6 separate regions of the Homo sapiens genome follow, and regions 1, 2, 3, 5 and 6 are each linked to region 4. Evidence: chromatin loops called from intact Hi-C (ENCODE). Cell type or tissue: B cell. All regions are shown on one strand. Links, peaks and the distances in the headings refer to the core of each region. The heading gives the core; the rest is flanking DNA.

Evidence for each region. A loop is a pair of places that touch in the nucleus more often than their neighbours do. Peaks named below come from ENCODE experiments on the same cell type or tissue, not always from the same donor. Only the 100,000 strongest peaks of a DNase experiment are listed, where the experiment ranks them.
Region 1: it touches region 4 in a loop (19-fold over the local background); 109 of 110 quality-filtered maps call a loop at or near these places.
Region 2: it touches region 4 in a loop (33-fold over the local background); 30 of 110 quality-filtered maps call a loop at or near these places.
Region 3: it touches region 4 in a loop (20-fold over the local background); 3 of 110 quality-filtered maps call a loop at or near these places.
Region 5: it touches region 4 in a loop (15-fold over the local background); 4 of 110 quality-filtered maps call a loop at or near these places.
Region 6: it touches region 4 in a loop (2.9-fold over the local background); 4 of 110 quality-filtered maps call a loop at or near these places.

What each region holds. Positions count from the first base shown.
Region 1 is chr5:112,549,067-112,554,185 of GRCh38, reverse strand. No RefSeq gene overlaps it. Among named protein-coding and RNA genes, the nearest start is that of LINC02200, 77 kb to the left of the region's middle. In B cell, for the core only: CTCF peaks have their summits at 2,362 and 2,563 (motif pointing left); a DNase peak (open chromatin) is centred at 2,555; H3K27ac peaks cover 290 bases.
Region 2 is chr5:112,172,307-112,177,425 of GRCh38, reverse strand. All of the region lies in intron 18 of EPB41L4A (erythrocyte membrane protein band 4.1 like 4A), which reads left to right. Among named protein-coding and RNA genes, the nearest start is that of SNORA13, 13 kb to the right of the region's middle. In B cell, for the core only: CTCF peaks have their summits at 2,009 and 2,210 (motif pointing left); a DNase peak (open chromatin) is centred at 2,275.
Region 3 is chr5:112,489,651-112,494,769 of GRCh38, reverse strand. No RefSeq gene overlaps it. Among named protein-coding and RNA genes, the nearest start is that of EPB41L4A-DT, 73 kb to the right of the region's middle. In B cell, for the core only: CTCF peaks have their summits at 2,306 (motif pointing right) and 3,276; a DNase peak (open chromatin) is centred at 2,249.
Region 4 is chr5:112,755,389-112,759,388 of GRCh38, reverse strand. The region is part of intron 2 of APC (APC regulator of Wnt signaling pathway); the gene reads right to left. Among named protein-coding and RNA genes, the nearest start is that of APC, 20 kb to the right of the region's middle. In B cell, for the core only: CTCF peaks have their summits at 1,378 and 1,578 (motif pointing right); a DNase peak (open chromatin) is centred at 1,608; H3K27ac peaks cover 1,769 bases.
Region 5 is chr5:112,602,849-112,607,967 of GRCh38, reverse strand. No RefSeq gene overlaps it. Among named protein-coding and RNA genes, the nearest start is that of LINC02200, 23 kb to the left of the region's middle. RefSeq lists a silencer at 2,690-2,819. In B cell, for the core only: a CTCF peak has its summit at 2,756; a DNase peak (open chromatin) is centred at 2,727.
Region 6 is chr5:112,845,817-112,850,935 of GRCh38, reverse strand. It overlaps APC (APC regulator of Wnt signaling pathway), which reads right to left. Exons shown (of 16, transcript NM_000038.6): 16 at 4,697-5,119. Among named protein-coding and RNA genes, the nearest start is that of SRP19, 13 kb to the left of the region's middle. In B cell, for the core only: CTCF peaks have their summits at 2,306 and 2,506 (motif pointing right); a DNase peak (open chromatin) is centred at 2,495.

The DNA.
Region 1 (5,119 bases), core at 478-4,477, 210 kb after region 4:
CAGTCAAAGCTTTCGTCTCTAACTTTTCACACAAAATGAGCATCCCTTGTGCAAAGAGGCCTGCTCACACATACTCAGAGTGAGTGACACCTCTAAATGCATGCTTTTCCTCCTGGTCGAGATCCCACGGTTTGCATCTGGCCCTTTCTGACTAAACTGTGGTCAGTGGAAGGCAATCCATAACCCATAGCACTGCCCAGATCTTGTAGGCCTCACTTCTCTCACTTCTCTCACTTCATCTCCATGTCCAGGGAGATGGGAGAAGATGTGTTCTCCCTAATTCACAAAACCCTCCAGCATCAAGGGGCTTAGCCCTGGAATCTCACTTTGTGAGGCAGATTGGATCTGCTCAAGGCACCCAGCTGAAAAGGGCTTTGAAGTCCCTCATTTTGGGGGTCCAGTTTTACATCAAGGCCAAATAGAAAACCAGGTGAATGGATGCAATTGAACTTTCAGAGATGAGTTGATACGAGAGTCACCTCTACAGGACTTTCCCCTCTCCTTCCTTCTTTCCTGCCCCTTCAAATTCCCATACAGTTAAAATAAATAAATGAAAAGATAGGTGAGAAAGCAAGTGGAATCTAGGTGATAGGCATCTAGAGCTGTGCACTGTAGTTATTTCACCTTCTCTATACACTTGAAATTTTCATAAATGTTAGAAAATTGACTAAAGCAGAGTTCATACATGAGAGACCCACAGACCATGTCAAGCCCACAGACACAATTTACTTGGCAGCTCAGCGATATTTTTTATTAAATCATTTGCAAACATTTAAAGAGGAGATCGCACAAAAAAATCTGGATTTCCAGTTTCTGTAGACAAATCAGGAGATCTTACAGCATTGGCCCCACATTCCTGCATGGAAACAGTTGACTGGAGCTGGGTGGCAGCTGTTCCCTTTCGATGGGGCACATCCTCTCCTCTTGGATGCAGACCCTGCAACATATACATTCTTCACTTATGTTACTTGTATGGGCCAGTTTCTCAGGTAATGACATTCATCCAGAACAACCTCAAAAAGGGGAAAAAGTCATAGAAAAGCAGCTTATCGGTCTGTGAGCACTTGCGTGCCCACATGCAGTTATGTGGGAAAATGCAGTCCTACACCTTTGTTTTGTGTAGTCAGGTGGCAAGGCCTCCTCTTCCCTTCTACTCCAGCCTGCTGAGATGCCAGTCAGTGCCCCACCACAAAGCTAAGTAAGCAGAGCGGCTCATAAACAACTCTGGGTATGACTGCGTGGACAGGAAAGTCTTGCTTCAGGCTAACTGAGCCAGCCTTCATTTACTACAGAATGTTTGCCCTCTGACTAAAATGCCTTAGTTAGTGCAAGAGATAGACCAAGTCTCCTGTCAAATTGTCACCATCATTGTTTATCATAAAGCTTCATTGTTTGGTGCCAGGCAAAAAAGAGAGCCACACAGAACTCAGGTGTCCTAGAGCCTAAATTTGATCTGTGCATATCACAGTGGGAAATTCTACCTCTTTTGTTTTTCCTTTCTGGCCTAAAGGAGGTTTGTGGATTGAAATATTTTCTCAGAGGAAAATGGGTACTGGCCACAGGGTTCAGTGTTTCCAAAATGTTGCCTCTGCCTCTGCCTCTGCCTTTTCCTTGCACGGATCCACACTCTAAAGGATGCCTTCGTTGGGGTGTGCTGGGCTTCTGAGCTCTGTTCTGGGCTGAGAGGTCCTAGGTTGGAGCAATGTGAGTGTTGTCAGGAGCAGAATACATCCTCGGCGATAACAGCGAAGGTGAACTCGAGTCCCTTCGCCCTTTGGACTCTTCCTCCACTGCTTTCTATCGAACTTAGAATACAATTCATCTCCTTCCTTGGCCAACCAGTCCTTATGTGGTCTGAACCCGGATGGTCTTCCAGCCTCATTTTATCCCACCTTTCCCTCCCCTCTCCATGCTCTGGCTACACTGGCTTCTTTCTATTCTGAAACACCCAAAGCTTGTCCTTACCCAGGGCTGCTGCACTTGCTCTTCGCTCTGCCTGGACCACTCTTCCCCCAGCCCTTGGTCTGGCTGGCTCCTTCTCATCTGGGCTTCAGGTCACATGCCAGCTTCTCTAAGGCCTTTCCTGGCACTGTTCTCTTCCCCTCATGCCCTATTTCTATTCCATTACGGTGTTATTTTTCATTGAAATTATTACCTAAAATTATTTTCGTTTACTTGGTTAGTATCTGTCTCCTCTACTTCAGTGCAAGCTCCACAAAAGCAAGGACCTTGTCTCTTGTTCACCAGAGAATCCCCGCTGCCTGAAATAAACGTTTAATCAATGAATGTCCACACCCAGAGCGGGAGGGAATTCTAACAGTTGTGAGGCTGCTGATGTTCCTTCCAGTGAATGCTATGAAAAACTCAAGTCTATATACATTTAATCCTCCCCTAATTTGGATCTGCTTTTAAGAATGGCCTTTGGCCGTTTGTAACATCTGGATGCCAATATTAAAATAAAACTGGTGAAGAAGAAGGCTGAGATTTGATGGTTCCATGTATTTCCTTAAATATTATGGTTCTGTAAAATGGCTTTGATTGGTGACACAAAAGGCAAGGTTGCCCCCTAGTGTTTAGATGTGTAGATCTGTGTCACCAGCAATACCTTTTAAAAAACTGTGTGTATAGAAAGCCACACTTCCACAGCCTGCTGTAATATAGACCAGAATTTACCAAGGAAGCACAATTTCCCACAAAGTATCTCCTAAGAGACTCCAAATGGATACTTTCCATTCTCATGGGCTTCTGCCAAAAGTTGAGCTACTGTCTTTGTTAGCTACTAAAGAAATCTGAAACAACCAAGAGAGCTGTCTAGCTGAGTTTCACCAGATAGCACATTCTCCAGACTGTTTTCTTAAATGTCACCTTCCTTTCCCAGGCAAAGTAGGCTGATTATAAAGTAAGTAAAATCAATGTTAAAGAAAATAGCAACCCACCATCTCAACTGTTTTCCCCTTGGCCACAGAGGAATTTATCCTTAAAGTTCAGGAAGACATAAACCATTCAGAATCTTAAGTGGATGCAACCAAGCACAAGATTTCCCTGCACTGAAAAATCTTGGTAGTTTTAGGTGAGTATTTTTCATTCCTGAGCCATGCTGAAGACTGGTGAGACAAAGGAAAGCTGTAAAAAGTGGCTGGATGAGGGTGGCACCAGGGGAAACCATTTAATAAAGAGCCTGGGTTATTGGCTCCTACAGTATCACTCTGGGAAACTAGGTTATTAGAAATGATGGAAAATGGGTGGTGAGGTGAGCTGGTGGCTGGGAATAACCATGGCAACCAAACTATCCATTTTCTTATTTCGCTTTCCTTGAGACTAGAAATAGATCAAGTGTAGGTCACTGCAAACAAGTCCAGTGATGGTTTACATCTCCTGCAACAGCTTTTGCTGGCCTTTTTTGTGAGCATGTGAAGAAATGCTACCCTACTTTTGAAAAAATGTCATATATCTCTTGTCCCGACCACCTAGTTTGTGTTCTGTATATTGTGTGAATATGGTGTTCTATTTTTACTTTAAAATATGTTTTTTAAGAGTAAATAAGAAATAGTTGTGGAATTACAAAGCCAGAAGTAGAATGCTTTTTGGAGACCACCTACTCAATGCAGGAATTTTTTTTTGTCATGCTGAGAGATGGGCTCTATTTTAATCTCTTCAGTGACAAGGAACTCACTACTTCATGATATAACAATTGCATTGTTAAATTGTTGGAAATTCTTTATTATTTTTATTTATTCACACAGCTGATATTTATTTAGCACCTACTCTATGCCAGGTACTGTGCTGGGCACTTTGGATCTAGTGGTTAACAATATGAACTCTGAACATGAAGTCCCTGAACATAAAGAAGTTATAGTCTTCTCCTTGTAACTTTCAGGTGAATATGTGCAATTGAAACTAATGAACAGTATTTTCATGGTACTGCTACTGTTTCAGCAACAATAGTTTTAGTCTTTTGTTTCTCTGATCAAGAATCACATTTTAAGGAGAGAGTATCCGATTGGCTTGAGTCCCATGCCCAGCCCTTGGCTGGAGGTGGCAGCAGCACTTCTTGATGTCCCTCCAGAATGTATCCCATGTGTCCAACCAGAGAACAGGCAGTTTTTGTTAAAAGTACACACAGGGTCATCCTAGGTTTTTCCTGGGGTTTAATGTCAAGACTAAATATCTCTATATCTATTTTCTAAAGGCAAAAATATTTAACTATCTCAGTGTTCCAGAAGCTCCTCATGTTTTCTTGGAGATTACTACAGTATCTCCAATCATGTCTGCAGGCTACTTGAGTGTTTTGGAAGATAATTCACTTGGACCCTGTGTCATATATTCTCTTAAAGCTGCAGGTGCACTCGCTCTTGCATTTACATGACCTACCTTGTTTCCACCCAGTCTAATTTGAATACCAGTATCATTGCTAGAAGAGGTCAGAGAACAATGTAAAAGATCTGCCTTCATCTTGCAGAACTGTGCAGTGTTTAAAAGAACAAGGGCTTTGGAATGAGAAATACCCGGGTTTAAGTCCTATTCCTGTGTTGTACTGGTTGTGTGGCCTTGGTCCAGTTACTCATCTGTTCTATGTGTCTGTTTTCTCATCTGAAAAATGGATATAATCTCATAGGGTTTATGGAAGATCAACTGTACAGTCAAGAGACAGAAATCACACTGATTATTTGAACAGGGAGATTTCATGTAAAGATTTTTTAATCAAGTACTCAAGAAATGAAAAGGCAGAAAGGAAACACTGAGAAGGCAGAAATCGTAGAAGCAGTTACTGCTCTAGAACTGGGTGAATACATGAAAGAGTTTGGAGTTGTTAAAGTTTAGAAGCTTGAAGGAGGTGGTGCCCCGCAGAGCTGAAACTGAAACCTCTGAGACCGGGTTGAGGGTCATTGCATTGTACTATTGCCTCAGGATTTTGAAGGTGGCCCCTGGTAGGGAATAGGTAGGACCGTGACCTTCAAGGAGAGGTGCTAACTGGTTGGTGCTGGGGTCTCTAGGGGGTATGATGATGCTGGTTCTAAGGGGAGTGATGATGCTAGTTTATCATGCCCCAGTATTTAGGGGTAATGCAAATATCAATTCCTGAATAAATGTTGGAATGAATTCCTAAGTGTCTGAGACC
Region 2 (5,119 bases), core at 686-4,685, 580 kb after region 4:
TCACCCAGAGATATTATCCTGGATTATCCAAGTAGGCCCAAAGTAATCATAAGTTTCTTAAAAGTGGAAGAGGTGACAGAAGAGGAAGAGTGTTTCAGTTTGAAACGGACTCAACCTGCTGTTGCTGGCTTTGAAAATAGAGGAAAAGGCCTTGAACGAATAAATGTGGGCAGCTCCAGAAGATGGAAAACACAAGAAAATGAATTTTCCCTTGAGTCTGCAGAAAGGAATGCAGCCATGCCAACACCTTGATTTTAGTCCAGTAGGACCTGTGTCAGATTTCTCAGCTGATACGGCCAAAGTGCAGTTAAAGTAGAAAAAAAAATTATATATATATATTTGTGTGGATAGTAGTTCATTTAGAAGTTGCTGGCCGGGGACGGTGGCTCATGCCTGTAATCCCAGCACTTTGGGAGGCCAAGGCAGGCCGATCACCTGAGTTCAGGAGTTCAAGACAAGCCTGGCCAACGTGGTGAAACCTCGTCTCTACTAAAAATACAAAAATTAGCTGGGTGTGGTGGTGGGTGCCTGTAATCCCAGCTACTTGGGAGGCTGGGTCAGGAGAATTGCTTGAAGCTGGGAGGCGGAGGTTGCAGTAAGCCGAGATGGCGCCATTGCACTTCAGCCTGGGCAACAGGAGTGAAACTCCATCTCAAAAAAAAAAAAAAAAAAAAAAAAAAAAGTTGCTCTGGTGGGTAAAAAGCAGATTGAGAAAGAGGAAGAAAGGAAGCAGGAAAGCAATTAGAAAACTTTGCAGTGGTCCACGTGAGACGCTTTTAGCTCAGAAAAGATGGTGGTGGTGAAATGAAGAGAGTAGATGAATATACATTTTGGAAGTACAGCTGACAGATTTGTAGTGTGAGCGGTATTATGGATGACATTGAGTTTCTGAGCAGATGCACTGAGTGGGTAGCATCGTGTTTTACTGAGATGGGAAGGGATGGGCCAGGAATGTTTTGGGGGGGAGAGAATCAAGATTTCTCTTTGTTAGGTTTGAGATGCCAAGTAGGCAGTTAATGGAAATGTCAGGTGGACAACTGAATACAAATGTTGTAACTCTTAAGGATGATGGATTACTTCATATAGCACAAACTGAGCTCTGTCCTTTATTTGAGTTATGACTGTTAAAAGCCTGAGATTGATTGACAATTAATAAAATACCTGCTGGGTGCTGTTGTTTGCATTCTGGATCTTCAGCTTATTACCTGATCCCCATGAGCTTCCATCTCTACAACACTGATGGTACCACGCTCTTAGGATTTTGCTGAGCATTAAGTGAGGTTGTGCCTGTGTCACAGCCTTTATTAGTAAGTTCCCCCAGGTCTTAGTTATTCTCTAGAAACACTGCAAGGTATTTGTGTTTTTCCTTGAGATGAGGAGGTGGTGAGAAATGAAGAGAGTAGATAAGGCAACTCACAAAAAGTCCTTAGAGACTTGAATTTGGTTGTGTGAGGATTTAGGAACCACTACAGCTTTCTTTAAAAGTGGAAATATAAGCTGGGTATGGTGGCTTGTATGTGTAGTCCCAGCTACTTGGGAGGCTGAGGAGGGATGATTGCTTGAGGCCAGGAGTTCAAGACCAGCCTGGGCAACATAGTGAGACCGCATCCCTTAGAAAAAGTGGAAACATGGCTAGGGCAGTATTCAAGGAAAGCAATCAAAATTATCCTTCATATATATATACATATACACACACACACACATATCTTCAGATATAATATATACATAATATAGAAAATATTTTAAAATATATGTACTATATAAAAATATTTATGTATATTTGGCATTTCAGATGTACAGTAAACCACTGATCTCTCCATTACTCCCATATTCTTAAATTCCTACTGCAGTATATGTAAATTAGGTATCCATTAAGGGTCAGAAGGTTATGATACACCATTATTCATTTTTGTATTTTATCCGCAACAAATAGCTAGAAAATCAATTCATTATTAAATACCAGAGACATAAGAGTAGAGTAGTATAAAATACAAAACTGTTTTCTACTAAAAAGCGTTAAGCTGAAATATGATTAGATCTCTGTTAAAACATTGGGAAGTACAGTTCTATTTAGTACATTTTTCAGCTACAGTTGATGTTTATCACTAGGAAAAAAGCTTTGTTGAACCTGCTTTTCTACATGGGTGAACCTTTACTCAGTGGGATATTTGGAAGAGGTATTAAAGCGTAAACAATGGTTTTGGTAGGGTCAAACCTGGGTGCAAGAGAAGGTTCGGGCTCCCTCTGGTGGTGATAATATCTTACTATTTTTATTGAAAAGTACTGATACTGTGGAAGATGAGGCCGTCAGGGCGATGTTCTCAGTTACACACAAAACATATAAGTCTGGTGTGTTAGGTGAAGATATAACATGAACCCCCACCCCCAACCCGGAAGTGCCTCCTGAGCGATCTTCAGCAGCTAGGTTGTTCATCTCAGTGGCTTCCTAAGGCTTCTTTGATTTGGAGGGGGAGGGAGAAGAGTAAGACATCTCCTAATTAGATTTATTTTGACCCGTCAGGAATGTGACAAAGAATGACTGGGATATTTGTTAGGTGCTTTGAATTCCTTAAATAAAGATGTTTTATAAATGTACATATTTTCCACTCTAAATTTCCTTTCAGAGGAGTGATCAGTATAAAGATGGACAAAAAAAGAGTAAAATACTGCCATATTTTTTAGTATAATATACAAAATATAGTAAATATATTACTGGATAATGTATTGCCCATATTATGTTTTTAGATAATATAGTTGAATAGTTTGGGGGATATTTAAAATGATTATATGCAGTGATGGAGTTTAAATCCTTTGTAGATTTATGATATGTTTGTTTCAGGGTTTTGGAATAAGGGAAAGTGATTTGTGAATGATGTGTCATCAAACTAATTTCTCTGATTAATTTAAAGTGGAATATTTGTATGTGGAGGAGGGATGCTTTTGAAAAATACTGGACTAATACTGGGCTGCATGTTTATTTTCTATATATGTCGTACCTATGGACAACTCAGGGTTCTATTTCCTTTCCTTAGGAATTTATTTGGAGAGTTTAAGTAAAACATCTGCATAATTAAGTGCCTCAAATTAAGAAAAATGACTGCTGGAATTCCACAGCTTTCTAAATCCACAAGATAACACTGAGCTGCAGATCATGAATTCATCCTAAATTATTGATTAAATGTGTGTGCAGATGTAAGCATAAAAATAATACATTCCTCATTAACATGCAGCTTGTGTTGACATTTGTGAAATCACAGGTGGTCTAGCAATCAGAGGAAATTAGCATTTTTTAAGCTTTGGAACTTTTCCTCGCCTTAAAACTGTTTGAAACTATTGGCCACGTCAGAACTTAGTTTAGTTAAAAATAGGACTTTTATGGTGCTATAGAATGTAAAAATAAAGACTAAACTCTTCAATCTTTTAGGACCAATGTTAATGGCTAGAAGGTCTGATGATCTCGTTCAGATTAAGATAACATTTCTCAGGCTAGGCACAGTGGCTCACGCCTGCAATCCCAGCATTTTGGGAGGCTGAGGTGGGCAGATTATGAGGTCAAGAGATGGAGACCATCCTGGCCAACATGGTGAAACCCCGTCTCTACTAAAAATACAAAAATTAGCTGGGCAGGGTGGCACATGCCTGCAATCCCAGCTACTCGGGAGGCTGAGGCAGGAGAATCGCTTGAATCCAGGAGGCGGAGCTTGCAGTGAGCCGAGATGGGGCCACTGCACTCCAGCCTGGGTGACAGAGCGAGACTCTCTCTCAAAAAAAAAAAAAAACAAAGATAACATTTCTCTAATTCTTCTGAGATGGGAATGAAAAGCATTTCCTTTGGAATTACAATAATAGTATATTTAAAAAAAAAAACATGAAAACACTCTTATTTTTTTTCCTGATAACTAAGGTAAGAAATTCTCCTGGCTTAAAAAGATCAGAAAATATAGAAAAGCATAAACAAGAAAATAAAATTACCTGCAATACCAGCACTCAGACATATCCACTGTTATCATGTTATCATTTTTTTAATGTATTGTTCATAGTCACTATCTCTCACCACTAGGCCTGATATCATGGGGTGTATGTCCTCCTGGCCACTCATAACTTTCCTCATTCTCCCCGTGTCCACCCTGAAAGCATTCAGCTTTGAATTGCATGCCCTCACATGATACCACTCACCACTTCCGGTAGTTGTCATCAACTGCACCCTCGGTCATTTTCCCATTCTTTTAAGATTTAGGTTCTGCTGTACTGTCACTCTCTCCAGCACTATTCTAGTACTCACATAATGGATCTTTACAAAAACTTGGCTTCCACCACCCAACCATAGCCACTTAATTCCTAGGTCATACCCTTAATCAGTGGTTTTCCAACTGGGGGCAGTTTTGCTTCCAAGGGGACATTGTCTACAGACATTTTTGGCTGTCACACTGGGGAGGTGCTACTGGCGTCTAGTTGGGTAGAGGCCACAGGTGCTACTGATCATGCTACAATGCACAGGACAGCCTCCTGCAGCACAGAATTAGTATAGAAAATGTCAGTAGGGCCAAGGGTGGGAAACCCTGCTGTAACTAGAAGAAGCTGATATGCCCACTATCATACCTTCCTGAAATAAGAATAATGATCAGTAGAATAGCTTCCTAACCTGGATATTATGTAATACTTCAGACTCTTGGTTGACTGTAAGAAATAGATCCTGGGGTATAGTCACAGCTGAACCATCATTCTGTCAGAATGGAATAACACCTTAGTGCTTTTTAATATTAGCACTTTCTCTGACAGTATCATTTAATGGGGTTAACATATTATCTAGCAAATCAGACCAACCAAATGTAGGAAAGGCAGAATACATACAGGACACCAAGGAAGCAGTTTCTATGATTTGTAAGAAACATACAATTTTTTTTTTTTTTTTTTGGCACAGGGTCTCATTCTGTTGCCCAGACTGGAGTGCAGTGGTGTGATCTCGGCTTACTGCAACCTCCACCTCCCAGGTTCAAGTGATTCTCATGCCTCAACCTCCTAAGCAGTTGGAATTACAGGCACATGCCACCATGCCCAGCTAATTTTTTGTATTTTTAGTAGAGATGGGGTTTTGCCATGTTGGCCAGGCTGGTTTTGA
Region 3 (5,119 bases), core at 629-4,628, 270 kb after region 4:
GGAGAAACCCCATCTCTACTAAAAGTACAAAAATTAGCTGGGTGTGGTGGCTCACGCCTATAGTCCCAGCTACTCGGGAGGCTGAGTCAGGAGAATTGCTTGAATACACGAGGCGGAGGTTGCAGCGAGCCGAGATTGCACCACTGTACTCCAGTCTGAGTAACAGAATGAGACCCTGTCTCTTCCCCCCAGAAAACAATAAAATGAAGACATAAAATAAACAGTTGACTATCTTTGGCTTTGAAAATCTCAGATGTCCAAGTAGTGGGAATATCAGAGCAGGAGAAAGGGAAGGATCCTTCTAGAAGCTGTTTAGACAGATGACTTGGGACAGGGAAGGTCATGAACCCAGTTCTCTCATTATTTATTTAAATTTATCTGACAAATCTTATTTTGATGAGTATAAGCTCTTTCACTTCAGAAGCAAGTAAATTATCTATAGGTAATCAGGGCACTTTTTGTCATTTCCTGAATTGCTCCAAGTACCCACAAATCATATTGATGCATCCTAGAAGCATCTACTTAAAAGAGCAAAGAAAAACTATGGGATAATTTAATGGATTAAAGGCCAGAGGCATGTTCTTGAGACATGCATTCCTCTTTGTCTCAGCTTGATTTCTCTTTCTTATGAAGAACCATAGTGGAAGTGATTTGCCTAAAGCTCAAATGAAGTACCCAAGTAGCCCAGTAACATTCTGTCTCTTGTGCTGTAGAATCTGATACAATTCAACTATGGATGTACATGCTATTTAGCTTTACAAGGTATTCTTTTGATCTGTAAAACTGATTAGCCTCTTCAGCTCTAGGCTGTTGTACATTTACATCTTTTCTCAACAACAACAAAAAATGAATTAATACTTTCTGTAAAATACATGACAAATGCTGTGATTGTATGGGTTAAGGTAAATCAAGCAAGGTACTGGAAAATATACCACATTAAATATAATTTAGTTTCCCATTTAAATGACAAACATTAGTGGTCTCCTTATATGTATATATTAAAAGTTAAGCCTGGTAGCTATTGTAAATCTATCGGTCAATTTTAATTTCCTCTGAATAGCCTTACTATTCCATTATTTCATGCAATATTTCTAACTGGTAACCATAAATCACCTTCTATTATATTAAAGAATCAGGCTGTGATGAATGTGGCAGCTGCCTCTGGGTCAGTAAAATGTATTCAGTTTCTGTCAGGGGTCCGACTAAGTTGAATGTGTCTCATTCTGCTTTTTACTTTAGGTAGGAGAGAGCAAATTTTGTTAAATCAGTCAGATTTCTTGTTTCCATCTTTTCCATTGAATCATTAAGATAGTTATTCGTAACTTTCAGTAAAAATAACCATAGTTTTAATTTTTCCTCTCTAACATATCTCAGTAAGAAGTTACTTTTCAGTACATGAATGTTATTTTTGAGCACAAGTAGTAAATGGGATTTAAGCTGGTTATAATCTTGAGGAATCCACAAAAGCATAAAGCAAGAGCAATGATGTATTGGCACAGGATTGGTATTGTATAAGTGATCTTGATAATTGCCTGCATTTTCTTCTAATTTGCATGCTTCACACATCAAAAACAAAAAATTAAAAATTGGATAGGATGTGACCTTTGTTTTTGCAATGTGTGTCTGATGGAAATTTTGGTGCTTCCTGAGGCAATTCTTCACCTTGGATTTAGAGAATTTTCTGCTTCATCAGGTTGTCATTTAATCAGTTGTCTTAGCAACTTCCCCGCCTTCTTTTCCTTCCCAAGGCCTCAAAGTCTCACCTTGTTTGAGCTACCAGATGCAGAAACCTGGCATGCCTTCCACTTCCACAAGCCTATTACTTTTTATTCTTGTTCTTTTTTTCAAAAATTCCAATCAAAGGAAATTAAATTCAAAGCAAATCAGGACACCTTGACTGAAGTGACGTTGGGATAATAGCCTTCAATCTAGAGCTACTTTCTAAGCAGAATCTCTGCCAGATGTCTGATGTGTCAGATCCCTCAGGTTTGTATTGGGGCAGAATATCTTATCCTCTTGGATGTTAAAAAAGCAAAAAACCATAGTAGAGAGATCAGTCAGAGTCTTAGGAGATTAAAAAACATACCTTGAGGGATGACCAACATTTCAAAGGATCGCTTTTATTCTTTCTTAGCTGTGTAATAAACAGGCTCTGGTATTGGGCTCTGGAAGCTCCACCATGTTGGCAGGGTTTCCTCAGCCCGGAGCTCTCTCCTCTGGTAGACTTGGGGGTTTGCGCCCTCTCACTGCTGCTACAGATGCTGCTCTTTCATCGTCCACTTGGGGGCTCTGCCACAGTCGTTTGCTGCCAAACTCTCAGCAAGGATGTCAGATATGAGTCATGAAAATATCTAATTTGGAGTAAATCTAATGGTTATTAAATTGACGTACCGTTACAGTGATCATTTTCTGATTGGAAACTCAAGAGCAGTACCAGACCTGCTGTCCTTGTCCTCAAACTCTAAGTGTTACATTAAATTCTCTCTATGCAAACCTATCCGTCCTTCAAAGGGAGTTTGGGTTATAGATGGTGACCCCAAATTATTATGAAATGTATTCTTTATCACTTTTCTTCCTTTTTCTAATCAGAGCTTTCCTATTTTACCACTGTAGTCCAACAATTATTAGTTTTATTTTTAACAACTAAGCTTGAATGATACTGACCTTTAAGGCTTGAAAACAATTAATTAGAAACCTGATAATTCAAGGGGGATTGTTGTCAGCTGTAACACACAAAGTCACCTGTCTTAGTAATGTAAGATACCTTCAGTTCAAACAGCCCAGGTCACAAAAGCAGTATCTCTAGATCCCAGTTTCCTCGTATATAAAGTGGAGGTATACTACATACTTTTTTAGGTTTCTCTCACTTCTAATATGCTCTGAGTTCAAGAATCAGTCCATTATAGGAGTTTATTATTAGAATTTCAGGATCTCCTATTTGCTTAAGTCAGAGACCCCCTTTTCTATCTTCATTCTCACCAGTATCTCTTGTATTAGAAAATGGCTCTTTATTAATTTGAAAAACATTTATTAAGTATTTATTGTGGACCAAGCACTCTCATGGGCACTGAAAATATAAAGACCTTAAACTCAGGATGCTGTGGTCTAGTTAAGGGGAGCCCTCATCCTTCTTTCCTGTTGGTAATTATTACTATACGATTTACCCATCTCTCTCACCATTCTTTCTCTGTCTCCTTTGATGACTCCTCTTCCTTTTTGCATTTTAAATCAGTCCTAAGAATTGTCATCTTTCTGTCCTTACTTACATTTTTCCCGATTGCTCCCCTAGTGGCCACAAAACATAGGTCTTCAAAAACGCTTATGCCCGTGATGACTCCAGCCCTGTGGCCTTAAACCATTCTGTCACGCCACATGCCAGGCCAATAATACAAGGCACAGACACTGTCATTTTATTTCTCCACCAAGAATATTCCTCAATTCTACCTTAACCTGCTCTGGGCATTTCCACCTCATTCCCACTTCTTAGTTTTGTCTCCATTTTTGATCTTCTCCCATCTTTACAATGCTCACTGACTTGGTTTCTGTGTTAGTTTCCTAGGGCTGCTGTAACAAATTACCACCAACTGGGTAGCTTAAAACAATAGAAATTTATTATCTCACAGTTCTGGAGGCCAGAAGTCCAAAACCCGGGTGTCAGTAGGGCCACACTCCCTTTAAAGGCTCTTGGGAAGAATTCTTCCTTGCTACTTCTATCCTCATGTGGTTTCCAGCAGTCTTTGGCATTCATTGGCTGTTAAACGCATCCTTGGAATATCTGCTGTCTTCACATGGCCTTCCTCCCTCTGTGTCTCTATGTATGTGCAAATTTCCCTCTTCTTATAAGGATACTAATCATTAGATTTAGGGCCCAGTCTAATCCAGTATGACATTATCTTTATTACATCTGCAAAGACCTTATTTCCAACTAAAGATCACAATTAGAGGTTCTTGGTGGACATGAAGTTACAGGAGACACTATTCAACACAGGGCAGTTTCCCTCATGTGGTCCTTGACAAGGACCTGACCACAGCTTTGTCTTAGACTCACACTCTGGCCTTCTACTCATGATCTTCTTGGGAAGGCAAACCCCATCAAGCTCAGATACCCAGGAACCAAGATTCAATATCAACATGGCCAGTGGGTTGTATGTATGTATGTATACATATATATCCGACTGGTTCTGTTTCTCTAGTAGAACCCTGACTAACATAGCATGCAATAAACATTGGTTGAATGAATGAACTGAACATAAAAATGAACAATCAGCCTGGTGCAGGGGCTCACGCCTGTAATCCCAGCACTTTGTGGGGGCCGAGGGGGGTGGATCATCTGAGGTCAGGAGTTTGAGACCAGCCTGGCCAATGTGGTGAAACCCCATCTCTACTAAAAATATAAAAAATCAGCTGGATGTGGTGGCGGGTGCCTGTAGTCCCAGCTACTTGGGAGACTGAGGCAGGAGAATCACTTGAACCCAGGAGGCAGAGGTTGCAGTGAGCTGAGATCGCACCACTGCACTCCAGCCTAAGCAACAAGAGCAAAACTCCATCTTAAAAAAAAAAAAAGAACAGAACAATCAAGCCTACTGTAGCCAGGCACTGATTTTATTTTCCCATATTTAGTATATTCTTCCTTCCACTAACAGGTCAATCTTCCTTTAACATAAATTTTATCATTTTATTCATCTTCCAAGGCATTGATTAGTTGCTTAGATTTTAGTAGGTCATAATCTGAGCTCTCTCTCTTATCACATAGTAAGGTCTAGTGATTAAAAAAATGGTCTATGGCATCACAGAGACCTGAGTTTATTCCAGAATTCACTATTTACTATATATGTGACATTGGATACATTACATTATACTCTCACTAGACCTCCACACTTGTGAGGCTGTAATGAGGCACCCAACAGTCCAACTGTGGTGATGTTAGAGATGGCCAAGTAGAAAGCCTGTTTTCCAGCCCACTTCCTTTTCCCAGAGTGGTCTCAGAGGAGGCTTAGGAGAGAGTCAGGCCTTGCACCATTGTGCAACAATAATGAGGCCACTCTCGCTGCAGTGAATACTCGGAAATCAAAATTAAAAATAAACCACCATTTACAGTTGTCACTCCAAATGATATACA
Region 4 (4,000 bases), core at 1-4,000:
AGACTCGGTCTCAAAAAAAAAAAAAAAAAAAAGAAAGAAAGAAAGAAAGAAAATTATTCATTAGAAATGAAATCTGCTGTGGTTATACCAGTGATATTTATCTATGAGCAACTTTGTCATTTCAGGGAGGCTGCTACTTGACCCACTTTTATTTATTTCAGTATATCATAATTAAAGATGCTTTTCATTACCAGATATAAGTACACTTGATAATTACATCTTCAAAATACATTCTGAAATGTTGATCTCGGTTTTTCCTTACTTTCTGAAAAGATATACTTTACATGTATATTGTTTTACAGTTTATAGACCAATTTATAAATATTAAATTTTGTCAAACTACAACAAAGATGTAAATGCTTCAATAACTTGCCTATAGATAATTCTTCCTACACCATGCCATCTTTCAGCTTTTTATCTCTAAAATGCCATATTTACCTTGTTGCTATACTCAGTATTTTAAAGTCAATTAAAGAGCTCTAGGTAGGCTGGGTGCGGTGACTCATGCCTGTAATTCCAGTACTTTGAGAGGCCGAGGCGGGTGGATCACCTGAGGTCAGGAGTTTGAGACCAGCCTGGCAAACATGGCAAAACTCCGTCTCTACTAAAATACAAAAATTAGCCGGGCGTGGCGGTAGGGACCTGTAATCCCAGCTACTCTGGGAGCCCAGGAGGTGGAGGCTGCAGTGAGCCAAAATTGTGCCACTGCACTCCAGCCTGGGCGACAAGAACGAAACTCCATCTAAAAAAAAGTTGTGGGGAGGGGGCCAGGCGTGGTGGCTCATGCCTGTAATCCCAGCACTTTGGGAGGCCGAGGCGGTGGATCACGAGGTCAGGAGTTCGAGACCAGCCTAGCCAACATAGTGAAACCCCGTCTGTACTAAAAATATAAAAATTAGCCGGGCGTGGTGGTGCACACCCGTAGTCCCAGCTACTTGGGAAGCTGAGGCAGGAGAACCGCTTGAACCCGGGAGGCGGAGGCTGCAGCAAGCCGAGATTGCCCCACTGCACACCAGAGCCCAGGCGACAGTGTGAGACTTCGTCTCAAAACAAAAAACAAAAAACAAAAAACAAACAAACAAAAAAAACAAGTTGGGGGGAGGGCTCTAGCCATGGAGTAAAAAATACACTACACAACTTTTTTTAAGATTAGCTATAATTCTGCATTTATCTGATTTCATATCATCTAAATTCCATGTAATCTCTATTTTATTTTCATTACAAAAAATTTCAAACATATACCTAAGTATGCAGAAAATTATAACAAAGCCCCATGTACCTTCATATCCCACATCAATAATTATCAATTCATGGTCAGTTTTATCTCATCTACACCCATATCCACTTCCTCTATTTCCACCCCTCTGCCTCAGACTTATTTTTAAAATAAAGCTCAGGCATCATACAACTTCTTTGTAAATATTTCAATATGTATATTTAAACAAGGATTCTTTCTAAACACAAACACAATAATATCATTATACTTAAAAATAAATATTTCCTTAATATACAGTGTTCACATTTCCCTAACCCATAAACACTTATTTCCCTGGCTGCTACAAAGACACATATAATCAAATAGCAAAGCAGTGTCCTCTTTTGCCACTAGATGGTACTACTACATAAATTTTAGACTTTAAGTAATCCGGTTGGAGGAGACCTACTTTTTGCTGTTTTTTGTTTTGTTTTTGTTTTTGTTTTTCAGACAGACCAGGTCTGGCTCTTTTGCCCAGGCTGGAGTACAATCTTCCCACCTCAGCCTTCCAAGTAGCTGGGACCACAGATATACGCCACACCTGGCTAATTTTTGTATTTTTTTGCAGAAACAGAGTCTTGCCATGTTGCCCAGGCTGGTCTCAAATTCCTGAGCTCAAACAATCTTTCTGCTTGGCCTCCGAAAGTGCTAGGATTATAGGTATGAGCCACGGTGCCCAGCCTCCTTTTGCCTTTTTTGGGGGTAAAGAGATTAATGAACAGGAAACGTGATTCGAGTTTATATAAGGTATTACAAAGTCTAGCAAGTGATTTTGGGAGAAATAACCATTGTGTGGATTAATTTTAATCCACAGTAGGAAGTGCCAATGGTTTCAAAAGTGTCTACACAAAACAATATTCTAAGACAAAATAAATAGCTCATGGTTTATGCTCTTTCACAGCATAAAACCTTAAAAAGAGATATAATTTCATTACAGGGCTGTAATTGTTATGGTACCACATGTCCAATTCTAAGGAAATATGTTAATGGATTCACAAGATGTCTGTTGAAGCACATGCTGAGTAAAATAAAATTTATGGTTGGTTTCAGGTATATCTGAAGTGCCACTATTCCTGATGTATATAGGTTGAGCATTCTAAATCCGAAAATTTGAAGTCTGAAATGCTCCAAAGTCTTGAGCTTTCTGAGCACCAACATGACACTCAAACGAAATGCTCAATGGAGCATTTCAGATTTTGGATTTTCGAATTAGGAATGCTCAAGAAGTATAATACAAGTATTTAAAAATCTGAAAAAATATAAAATCCAAAACACTTCTGGCCTGAAGCAATTTTGGGTAAGGGATACTCAACTTGTATTATACCACACATATAAATGATCAACTAGATATTCCACTGTAGAAATTTGAGGGTGTGACTTCTATTGTCACTCTGAGAGACATTCCACTTCAGTGTGGAGATGGATCTAAGGGTAAGTTACATTGTCTCTCAAATATGAGTTTTGAATTGCTTAAGGAATTAAACAAACTTTAAAAAAGAGATCTCAGAGTTCTACACTACAAAACAGACATGTACTATCTAAACAGGCCTGCCAGGAGGAGTTCTCTGCGAAATATACCATACTAAAGTAGATGAAAGAATATTTTAATTCTGTATTTTAAAACTTTTAAAAACACATGCCAAGTATAATGATTTGAAATGTAATGTGTTGATCAATGTTAAAATACCAAACTACTCTTTTTTAACCTGTTAGGCAACTAATGCAAGTCTTTTTAGGTCACCCATAGTTTGTGGAAAGAATAAAATGTTTGTTTATAGTCTACCTTATTTCCCAAGGGATTTGAAGTAGGTATATTGGATGTCTGTCATTGCTGGGGACAGTTTTACCACAGAAGAGGCTAATTAGAGTAGAAAAGATTGATAGAGGGATGGAAAAAGAGAATAGGACACATGAGCAAAGGTTGAGCTGTGATGATACTGAATATAAAGGGTAAAAGAGAAGCAGAAACAGTTACCTCAGTGACACACAAAAGTCTGGAGAATAAGGGAAACCTTGAAATGCATAGGAAAAAAACTAGGATAGAATAGGAAATTAGTAAGGAATAAGAGTAGTGAACAGACAGGAAGAACTGGACCAGGAACTCAAATGTTAAAATAGCCAAGAGGGAGAAACAACACAAAGCAGGAAGATTTTTTTTTTTATAAAGGAAGTAATTTTTTTTTTTTTTTGAGAATGGGGTCTTGCTATATTGCCCAGGCAGGTCTCGAGCTCCTTGGCTCAAGCTATCCTCCTGCCTCTGCCTCACTAAGAGCTGGGATTACAGGCCTGAGCCATCACACCCGGTGGAAGTAATATTTTTGTTGATAATGTCCAATTCTATGAAGTTATTAAATTCAGTCAGAAGAGAATCTGCCTAAGTGGGAATTAAAATGGCTAAAGTTTTAACCTCAATTATTTTGAAACCAGAACATTTTCCCCACTATAGACGATTTTCTAACCTGTCTTGGAGGTGATCAGAACTTTTCAGTACTATTTGGCAAGCCAATTTTAGGGCTTGAAGGTGCCATGGAAATCATCTAGACTAGTGTGATGCCTGTACTTGCCAAATAAGACAACTTAAGTTCTGAAGAATATACAGAGGTCATATAGCTCAGTTTGTGGGAAAGCCAGGGATAGAACCAGGTACTGACTTTCAGTTCATGGCTCTTCCCAGTAGGGTATCCTGATTTTCTTGATCACCTATCACTGCAGCACTTAAGGGGTGGCAAGATCTGAGGGAGTTGG
Region 5 (5,119 bases), core at 522-4,521, 150 kb after region 4:
ACAACTGACCAGCATTTCGTCCTGATAAAAGATCACTGAACATAGATTGGTTCTGGCTGGTCCATGGAAGCTGCATATGGAGCACCTCTGTGTCCTCTGTTTTATCTTTTGACATATGGCCTAATTTTATTACTTTTAAATGTTGAGTTTAGCTATTGTGGTGGGTCATACCTATAATCCCGGCAATTTGGGAGGCTGAGGAGGGAGGGTCACTTGAGCCCAGGAGTTCAAGACCAGCCTGGGCAACACGGCAAGACTGTCTTTTCAAAAAATTTAAAAAAAGAAGTAGCCAGGTATGCTGGTGCACACCTGTGGTCCCAGCTACTCAGGAGGCTAAGGTGGGAGGATCACTTGAGCTTGGGAGGTTGAGGCTGCAACGAGCTGTGCTCACGCCACTGTACTCCAGCCTAGGTGACAGAGCAATTAAAAGAAAAGTCTCCACTCCAAAGTGAACATAAAACATATATAACATGCATATTTGCTTACTACGCATGTGTGTAGCACCCCTTCGTGAATATTCATAGCTTCTCCTATAATTTGTTGAATATGTATAGTTAGCCAACCTATTCAGCATAAATTCCTGTCTCACCTTTCCTCCTTTGAAGTGCCTGCTTTTGGTTCCTACTGGAAGCTATACTTCTCAGCCTGCAGGCTGTAACTTCTATAAGAAATAGAACTCTCGTTTCCAAATTTATAGATCTTGTGTTTTTCAGTCAACGTTAAGAACAATTGGAAGTAGCATTGCTAAGTCATACTGTATGAATATGTTAATCTTGATTGTAGTGCCAATTACCCTCCACAGCGTTGCATTGACTTATACTACTCCTGGGAATACCTGAGGGCGGTGCCTATTTCCCAGAGTGTTGCCACTGAAATATATATAAAACTTATCAATCATTGGCAATCTGATAGGCAAAAAATTATTATCCCAGTATGATTTTATTTTTCTTTTATTGTGAGATTAAGCATATTTTTCCATTTTAACAGCCTTTTCTGTAATCAATCCCTTATATACTTTGTCCATTTTATCATTAGGTGTTTGGTCTTTTTCTTACTGATTTATGGGAGATCTTTTATATGAGGAAAACAGTCACTTTCTTTTTTGAGATGGAATCTTACTCTGCAGCCCAGGCTGGAGTGCAGTGGTGCAATTTCAGCTAGCTGCAACCTCCACCTTCTGGGTTCAAGTGATTCTTGTGTCTCAGCCTCCAGAGTAACTGGGACTACAGGCATGCACCACCATGCCCAGCTAATTTTTTTGTACTTCTAGTAGAGATGGGGTTTTACCATGTTGGCCAGGCTAGTCTTGGACTCCTGACCTCAAGTGATCCACCCACCTTGGACTCTCCAAGTGCTGGGACTACAGGCATAAGCCACGGTGCCCAGCCAACTTTCTTAAGTAGATTACTATGGGAATGTCCTAATTAGTTTTCCTATTCTTCTCTTTTCACATTTAAGATACACCTAGCTTAATGGTCAATGTGATCTTTATAAAACAGAAATGGGATCATGTCATTAGTTTCAGTGGCTTACCATTGCTTTGAGAATAAAATCCCAAACTCTTTGCATTGTCACTAAAACCCTGCATAACTGTACGCCAGTTCATCCCTCAAGATTTACTTTGCCTTGTTCCTGCTTTTTCACCTCACTCCAGCTACACTGGTCTTTTAGTTTTTCAAAGGTCTCAGGGCCTCTGCAGATCCCATTTCTTCTTTTATTTTTCCAGTCTCTTCCCATGGCCAGCTCCTTTTTACCCTGTAAGTCTCACATGGAATCTCATCTTCTAACAAAAGCCTTCTTTAACTATTCTATCTAGGAAAACTGTTGAGAATTGTGAAGGGTCTGAGATTTTTACCCAACTTGCAAGTTGACGAGTTAGCCTGCCACAGATGCTGGCCAAAGACACAAGATTCCTGGGTCAGGGAAGAAAAACATTTTTACTCATAGCACAGCAAACATCATGAGTATCAGCCTGTATGTATCAGGACTCCTTGTCCTATGGCGGCAATGCAGGTGGGCCCAGATGGGTGTTACCACACAGTGGGTCATGCTACAGGGGATCAACTAACTGGTTTTTTTTTTTTTTTTTTTTTTTTTGAGACCGAGTCTTGCTCTGTCACCCAGGCTGGAGTGAAGTGGCGTGATCTCGGCTCACTGCAACCTCCACCTCCGAGGTTCAAGCGATTCTCCTGCCTCAGCCTCCTGAGTAGCTGGGATTACAGGCGCGTGCCACCACGCCTGGCTAATTTTTGTATTTTTAGTAGAGACGGGGTTTTACCATGTTGGTCAGGCTGGTCTGAAACTCCTGACCTCGTGATCCACTTGCCTTGGCCCCGCAAACTGCTGGGATTACAGTGCTGAGCCACCATGCCTGGCTGGGATCAACTAATTTTATATCACTATGTTAGCAGAAATCAGTAAAGAAAGCTATATGGGAAGACATCTGTTCCTGACAATAAAAATAAATGTTTATGCAATAAACACATTTCCTCATAGCCATACTTTCAGATTTTCTTGGATGCTCTTAGCATCCTTTGTTTCCTTGCCCAGTTTCAGAAACTGACACTGCTCCTTGCCTGTCCAATCAATATCAGTCTCTACTTCCTTTTTTTTTTTTTTTTTTGTACAACTCTAATTTTCTGATGGGGTGGGGAGGGGGTTAGGCATGTGCATAGATGCATAACTACATACCCTTCCTTTGAAGATAGGGACGGCCCTGTGACTTACACTACCCAGCAGGATGCAATCAGAAGACACTGGGGGGAGCTCTAAGGACTGAGCTGACATGTGCCCTTTTGTACTTTGCCCTTTCTGTTTTTTTCCTGCCTGCAATGTAGACACTATAGTAAAGATAGAATATGCAGTGACGATGAAGGACAGACCATGAGAATCATAAACACTTTGGCCTTGACATCCTTGAACAATGAATTCACTTCTGCCAACTGTCTCCCTCCAGATTTCTCATTACTCATTGAGAAAAATAAAATTGCTCTGCCTCTGTCACTGCTGTGATGATGGTTCTGTGTAGGTCCATGCAGACTGCAGCCTGAGGTACACACCTCATGTCTCCACCTCCCTCCACCATTTCTGAATTCAGATGAAGTGCCAAAGGAACCCCATGATGCAACCAGGAAATGTGGGGAAGTGAACTCCCTCTAAGGTGAATTATGTAAGTCACTGTTCTTTGGGGTTTTACTATTTGCAGCTGAACTTATTCCCTAACTGATGCAAGAGGGGAAATAAATAAGAAAAATCTATGTAGAAAGATATTTTCATACTACAATAAAAAGAAATATGTGCACAAAAAATAGACTTTTCTTGCTCTACTCCCAGATTCTTCTGAGGACAATCTGCCACCAACATTCTTTCTCTCTCTTTGTACTACTTCAAAAGTAGAGCAAATACGCTGCTTCTGATTGGGCAGTGGCAGATGTTGGGCAAAAAAGAAATTGATCCACCATTCACAGCAATGCCCCATTCCTCCAGGGACTGTGGTGCTGGGCGATGCACCTGGGAAAATACTGCACATGAGTTTCAAGGGCAGAACTGGAGAACTCATGTACTAACAGATTTCCCTCTGGTGGGGAGGCTTGGGTCCTAGTGGTCTGGGGTTAATAGAAAGTAAAAAACAATCTATATCCGCAACAGTGAAGGGACCAAGCCAGAGAGCCAGGCATATAATAGATATAAAGGGCCAAGAGTTAAAGCTAGCTAAGCAGTTATGATTGGGTGACAAAGCAATGAAAGCCTGAGGCAGGGATTAGGAGTAATGGTGCAGAGCCAAAAGGTTGGAGACTAGAGAAGATGAGAATATGGAACATTAGTTTCATGGCAATCTATCTCCTTCACTGAGCTTTGTCTTTGCTGGTTACTAAGATTGTGGTCTGAACAAGCAGGGATCCAGATGGAAGAGACAGAGGAAGTTTACTCTTCTTCATTAAAAACCCACAAAATTTATCAATCCATTCAGTATCCCTTATCCAGATTATCTATCTATCTATCTATTCATCTACCAAATATTTACTGAGGATTTGCTCAGAGGAAGATATCCTTCTGTGGTTTTACATTCTCTTAGTAACCCATTATATTATCCAGGGGGAAAGGTGATTGTGGTAATGACAAAAATGACACAAGTTTTAAAATTGTACTAGGTTGGTAACTACAATTAAAAATTCTGGTATCGCTGTCATAGCACTGCCACAGCCACCCCACTACAATAGTATAATAGTTACAACCTGGCCAGTTTATTTTTAAGATTAATTAATTTGTACCATACAGCCTTAATTTGGTTTTCTAGAACCCAAGTGTCTACGGCAAGGTTGAGAGGAAATGCTTTATTGGGAGGTGTAATCCCAGGGCAGTGAAAGTGAGGAAAGGAGAATTAAAACAGGGAAGGGTAAGAAGCAAATACCAAGTGGGCTACTTCTTTACAAGATTTGAAGAGACACAGTGAATAGCTTGGCCACATGGCTGATCTCCAGGGAGTCTGTTCAGAAAACCTGTGCCTTGGAACGTTCTACTGAACATAGAAACAGAGAGAATACTTACCTGGTGTCTTCCTGCCATCCCTCTTGCCCATTGGTTAAAGGATAACTGTCCCACATTTCCTGGTTGCATCATGGGGTCCCTTTGCCACTTCCTCTGAATGCAAAAACAGTGAGAGGAGTTAACGACATGAAGTGTGGATGTTAGGCTGCGGTCTGCATGGACCTGCACAGAGCCATCATCACAGTAGTGACATAGGCAGAGGAAGCTGCCAACATCCGAGAGGCTGGCAAGGCCATGAGGATCGGAGGAGGTGCATACAATGCCATCTTCTGCAAAGGCTGTGTGGCAGCTCACCTGGATAAATAAATATGGAAAGGAGATTAAATTAGGATATTGAAAAGAAGAATAAGGAACACAAATGTAGGGATATACAGTATAGCCAGGAATGAGAATATTGTAAGACTATACCACAGTTAGATACTTTTCACTGAGTCAGGCTTCCCAGCAGCCATTTCCAAAAGGAAACCTGGTGGGGTCTATAACTCACAGGATCTATAAGGTACTGTAGAGATTTAGAACCTAGGCTTCAGGGTCTGTTCCACCATTTATGGACTCAGTCCTGTAAGCAATT
Region 6 (5,119 bases), core at 454-4,453, 91 kb before region 4:
GGCAACAGAGTGAGACTGTTGTTTGGGCAACAACAACAAATTACAAATGCAAAGAGAAATTAACAAAAACCATGGTAACAATGAGGCTGCCAGTGCTTTACAGATGAATTAGTCTGTGCAAAACAAAAGGAAAAGTTATTATTTATAGTACCAAATGTTGTCATCATGTTTCATGTTTGATGCCTTTTATCGAGAACTATACTGTCATAAATTTGCCTTTACTGTTTTCTTTGCATTTGCCTCTGCAAGGTGGTTGTACTTTTTATTGTATCCATTCTGAATCATTTAGACTGTTTTGTTAGTGGGATATAGTTGGGAGATTTCATTTTATCCAATCTGATAGTGGCTATTTTATGTGTTTAATACATTTATTACTCTTATTCCGTCATTTTATGCTTCACTGTGGCTAATTTAGCTGTTATCTTTCAGCTAGTGATTTGGAGGGAAAATTTTACTTAAATAAGATTTTCTGTTAGTTTCAAGTTACTTTAGGAACAAAGAGGGGTTAGAAGTTCACAAGTGTTCCCCAAACTGGAAAAAGTAGTATACTTTTTTTAAACATTGACATGACCACTAAACTTAAAAATTGAATTTGTATTTTTTCTAAGTTAAAAATAAAATAGTATCTATTGACACTGCCTACATAAAATTCAAAACAGTGTGTTTTAACCTCTTCCTTTCCTTCTAACCCTTATTTCCCCGTCTGGGTTGAATAATCTTGAATTTAAGATGATTTAAATTACTAAGCATTTCATTGTTTCTCTGTGAGTTATTTAAACATTCACATTGAGATTCATTATCAGGTTAACAACATTATTTATACATTTATTCAAGTTTAAATATTTCATTGCTCAATCTTAATACCTTTCCATTTATCTTAATTACTGGGGCAGCTGGAATACTGTAGTAGAAATACGTCATGGTTTCTGGCTCCCAAGCACTTTTGCAGTGTCACTCATAGATTTGAGAAATTCATTTTTATGAATCCAGCCTCAATGGAGAAACAAAAAAGTGAACTTTCCCAGGTGCTACAGGCATGTCAATACATCCTCTGCCAATCACGTCCACCCAAGCAAGACTTCAATTCAGAAGCAAGCAGCGTGAAGTGAGTGCCACATGTAATCTTATTTTATGGCGATGGTGTCAGAGGATTCCAGCATTTAGGGGTAGCATCTAAGTCTTTACTGCAGTCTCACAGTATGGTTTGGATATTGTTTCCACTGTGAAACAATATCCACTTAGAAAAATCAGTTTCTAAGGCTGATTTTCTAGTCCTCATACAGATCCTGTGGGCTACCTCATATTCTTTAAATAAACATCTTGTCATTTAGAGGTCTTGTTTTTAACTATAACAAGAATCCCAAAGGCTGATAAATGAAATGTTAGTATGGTTGGTTTCAGAATTCTTAGGTAATATTTCTATTCCCTCCAAATGCCGCATGTATTGTGTTCCATTTTTTGTGGTGTTTTGTTCTTTGACATTTAGTATTACAGAGATATTTGATGCCAACTTTTTTCTTTTAAGGCAACCTATTCTTCTCTTCCTATTGTTTTTTTTTAATTTTTTTTATTATTTATTTATTTTTTCCCTCGCTCTGTCACCCAGGCTGCAGTGCAGTGGTGAGATCTTGGCTCACTGCAACCTCCGCCGCCTCCCGGGTTCAAGTGATTCTCCTGCCTCAGCCTTCTGACTAGGTGGGACTACAGGCGCGCGCCACCACACCCGACTAATTTTTTTATTTTCAGTAGAGACAGGGTTTCACCATGCTGGCCAGGATGGTCTTGATCTCTTGATCTCCTTATCCACCTGCCTCGGCCTCCCGAAGAGTTGGGATTACAGGCGTGAGCCACCGCTCCCGGCCCCAATGATGTTTTTATAGTCTTATCTTGGAAATTTTAAAACTTACTGTATGTCTAAATATGGTTTTCTGTTAAAGTTACTTCAGGACCAAAGAGGGGTGAGAGGTTCACAAGTGCTCCCCAAACCGGGAAAAGTAGAACAAAGTCTCAAAAATGGCAGGAACTGAGTGACTCCAGGAGCTAGGGACTCTTTTTTTGAGACAGGTTCTTATTTTGTCACCAAGGCTGGAGTGCAGTGGCGAGAACGATCCTCTCACCTCAGCCTCCTGAGTAGCTGGGACTACAGGCGTGTAGCCCCATGCCCAGCTAATTTTTTGTAGAGACGAGGTCTCACTATGTTACCCCTAGGATTTTTTTTTTCTTTTTTTTAAGAGACAGGGTCTTGCTTTGTCATCCAGGCTGGAGGGCTTACAGCTCACTGCAGTCTTGAACTGACAGCCTCAAGCGATCCTTCCGCCTCAGACTCTGTGTAGCTGGGACTACAGGTATGCACCATCAGGCCCTATTTTTTTTTTTTTTTTTTTTTTTGTAGAGACAGGGTCTCGCTTTGTTGCCCAGGCTGGTCTTGAGCTTGTGATTCTTGTCTCTCTCTCACTATGTGTCCTCCCAGTATCTGTTCCCTTTTCCTCTTTCTCCACTAGGTGGCTTCCTCTTAGTTTAAGCTTCATGATGCCAGTCATAGTAATTTGAGCCTTAACTGTGTGCGTGCTCTTTCAGTTCCAGCACTCAAGACCCGGCCAGAAATGTCCTTTGTTACTATTTCAAATTGATTGGCCTGATCATTTTTTTATTTCCAAGCAGTGCTATACAAGTCTCTGGTCACTGACCAGCTGATGATGAGTCTCCTCTAGGTCAGATACAACTCTGGTACAAATAGCCAAGGTCAGGGAGAAAGACTGGGTACGTAGTTCAGTGACCAGTGAATGAGGCTAAGGGTCTGGATTCCAAAAGGTGGTGTAGGTAGGGAAGTTAATGTTTGGCATTTTTTTCAATAGTTATTTTTCACTAATGCTGCTTTATATTCATTGGTCACCTTCACTAACATACATTATGTTGAATATTTTTAATTATTCGAGAAAATAAGTGGATAGTCACAAATGTAGAGAAAGAATTATCCTGAATATCAGATAAAAGAAAGTGTATTTAGCACCAAGAACAATATTATATACATAGAATGTACAGGTTGAAAAAAGCATGAATGGCCTAACAAAAAGCAGAATATACTTTTATAGATCTTAGACAGAGTTGTAAGAATGGCAGGAAAATGACCTGGGGTTTACAGGAGCCACAGTCTATAGGTTTCAACATTACAAAGTAATTTTTAAATTTTAAGTCAGTGTAATATGAGGAAAATACGCTTATTTGAAAGGAAAAAAATTATACACTCTATTTCAGCCACCATGACTTGTGAAAAATAATTGTTTCATAAATTTTAATGATCTGACTACTCAGATGTTCCTTTAACTATGGGCAATTTACTTTTTGCATTTCTGGTGCTCTGCTTTTTTCCTTAGATTCCAAGAAACCCTGGGATAACATATATTCAGATATTGTGCAACTGGCTCCCATCCTCTGCAAGAGATTCATTCTTTCATGTAATTAACCTGTGGCAACATGATCCATATTTTAATCAAGAAACATTTTACTGTACTTACAGTGCTATTTGATCCTTATGGGGCTTATCTTTGATTACTTCCTTTTCATTACCCTGGTAATCTGTAAAGTTGTCCTCAAATATCTTATTTGCTAATTATTGATCACTTCCACTGTATATTAAAAAACTGGATATTTTCATCTGAAATCAACCTTCTCTCATCTCAAAGTTCCCTTTTCATAGTCTTTTAATCTTATTGAAAATTCAAATTAGATCTTTGCTGAAGTTACTGCTTTTTATAATGACAGTCTCAAAGGGAACATTAACTGATCCTTCAAATATAATCACTGTCTTTAGAATTACTTGTTTGTTCATGTCTGGCTAAGTTTGTCTGCTGTCAGGAGTTGAGATGAGCATTATGAAATTGGATGGCTTAATATTGAAATCTTTTATGCCTAGGGGAAGTCTTTTATCTGTTGCTATACTTTGTCAGATTAAGGGTCCAGTTGTTGGGAGGAATCGCTAGAGCTGAAGGCAACCACTCAAGGAGCTTCACTGTGATCTTAGGGCAGTAATTCTCAAAAAGTGTGGTCTCCAGACCAGCAGCATTAGCCTCACCTTTGAACTTGTTAGATATGCAAGTTCTTAGGCCCCATTCCAAACATCCTGAATCAAACTGGGGGTATGGCCCAGCTATGTCTTGTTAAGCACTCCTGGTGATCCCAACGCACTCCTTTGAAGTGCCTTACGTTAGGTAACTCTCCCTCCCCCACTCCTCTCTAAACAGGCATCGTAACTCCTGACTAATTCCCAACGCTGGGCTTAGTATGCCATTTGTTAACAAGCATAAACTGGGAATATTTGGCCTGCTATCGATTATAGCAGCACCCTGTGAACATCTATAATTAGAATTGAGATTTGCCCCTTTACTAATTCAGAACCACTATCTCTAACAGAGGGCCTCATCCAGCAGTCTTTACTTCAATGGGTAGTATAGACTGGCCCGTCTCCCCCCACTCAAGTGTTGCCTACAAAAATTCCACTTTTCTGGCATGTGGAATGTTCATTTTCAGCATTTATATTTTCTTCCTTATTTGAATTAAAAGGCAAGTTTATCTAATTGACTAACATCCATCTCTTTCCATAGAAGTACTTGAAGTGGTTTGCAACAACTGGCATGCAGTAATTCAGAAAATTAGAAATAGAAAATCAAAAAATGAAAGGAAACCAGTATGACCTATATGCATGTATCTCCATTGTTTATGGAAGCCTGGGAAAACAACAGAAGTAGATGGTATTCATAGACAATTTCAGATAACATTTGGCAAAAATTTAAAGGTCAATCATTTCAAAGATAGTAAATTGAAGTGTTTACAAAGTGGTGCAGTAGACACAGTACAGGCATTGGAGTCAAATATCTTAGCTCAAGTCATAGCACTTTTATTTACTGGCATTTTAGCTTTAAAAAAAATCATTCTCATTACCTGGAAGTTATAAACACAGGTAAGGGGTAGATAATTAACTACTTGATGTGATTTTCAAGGCACCAGGTAGGTGTATTCACTCCTATCTGAGTGCCCCACCATGCTTAAAAAGGTTTTCCCTCCCCAAATACAGAGTGTATGAATCTTATCACTAAAAATAAATTTTCATTTATTCAACAAA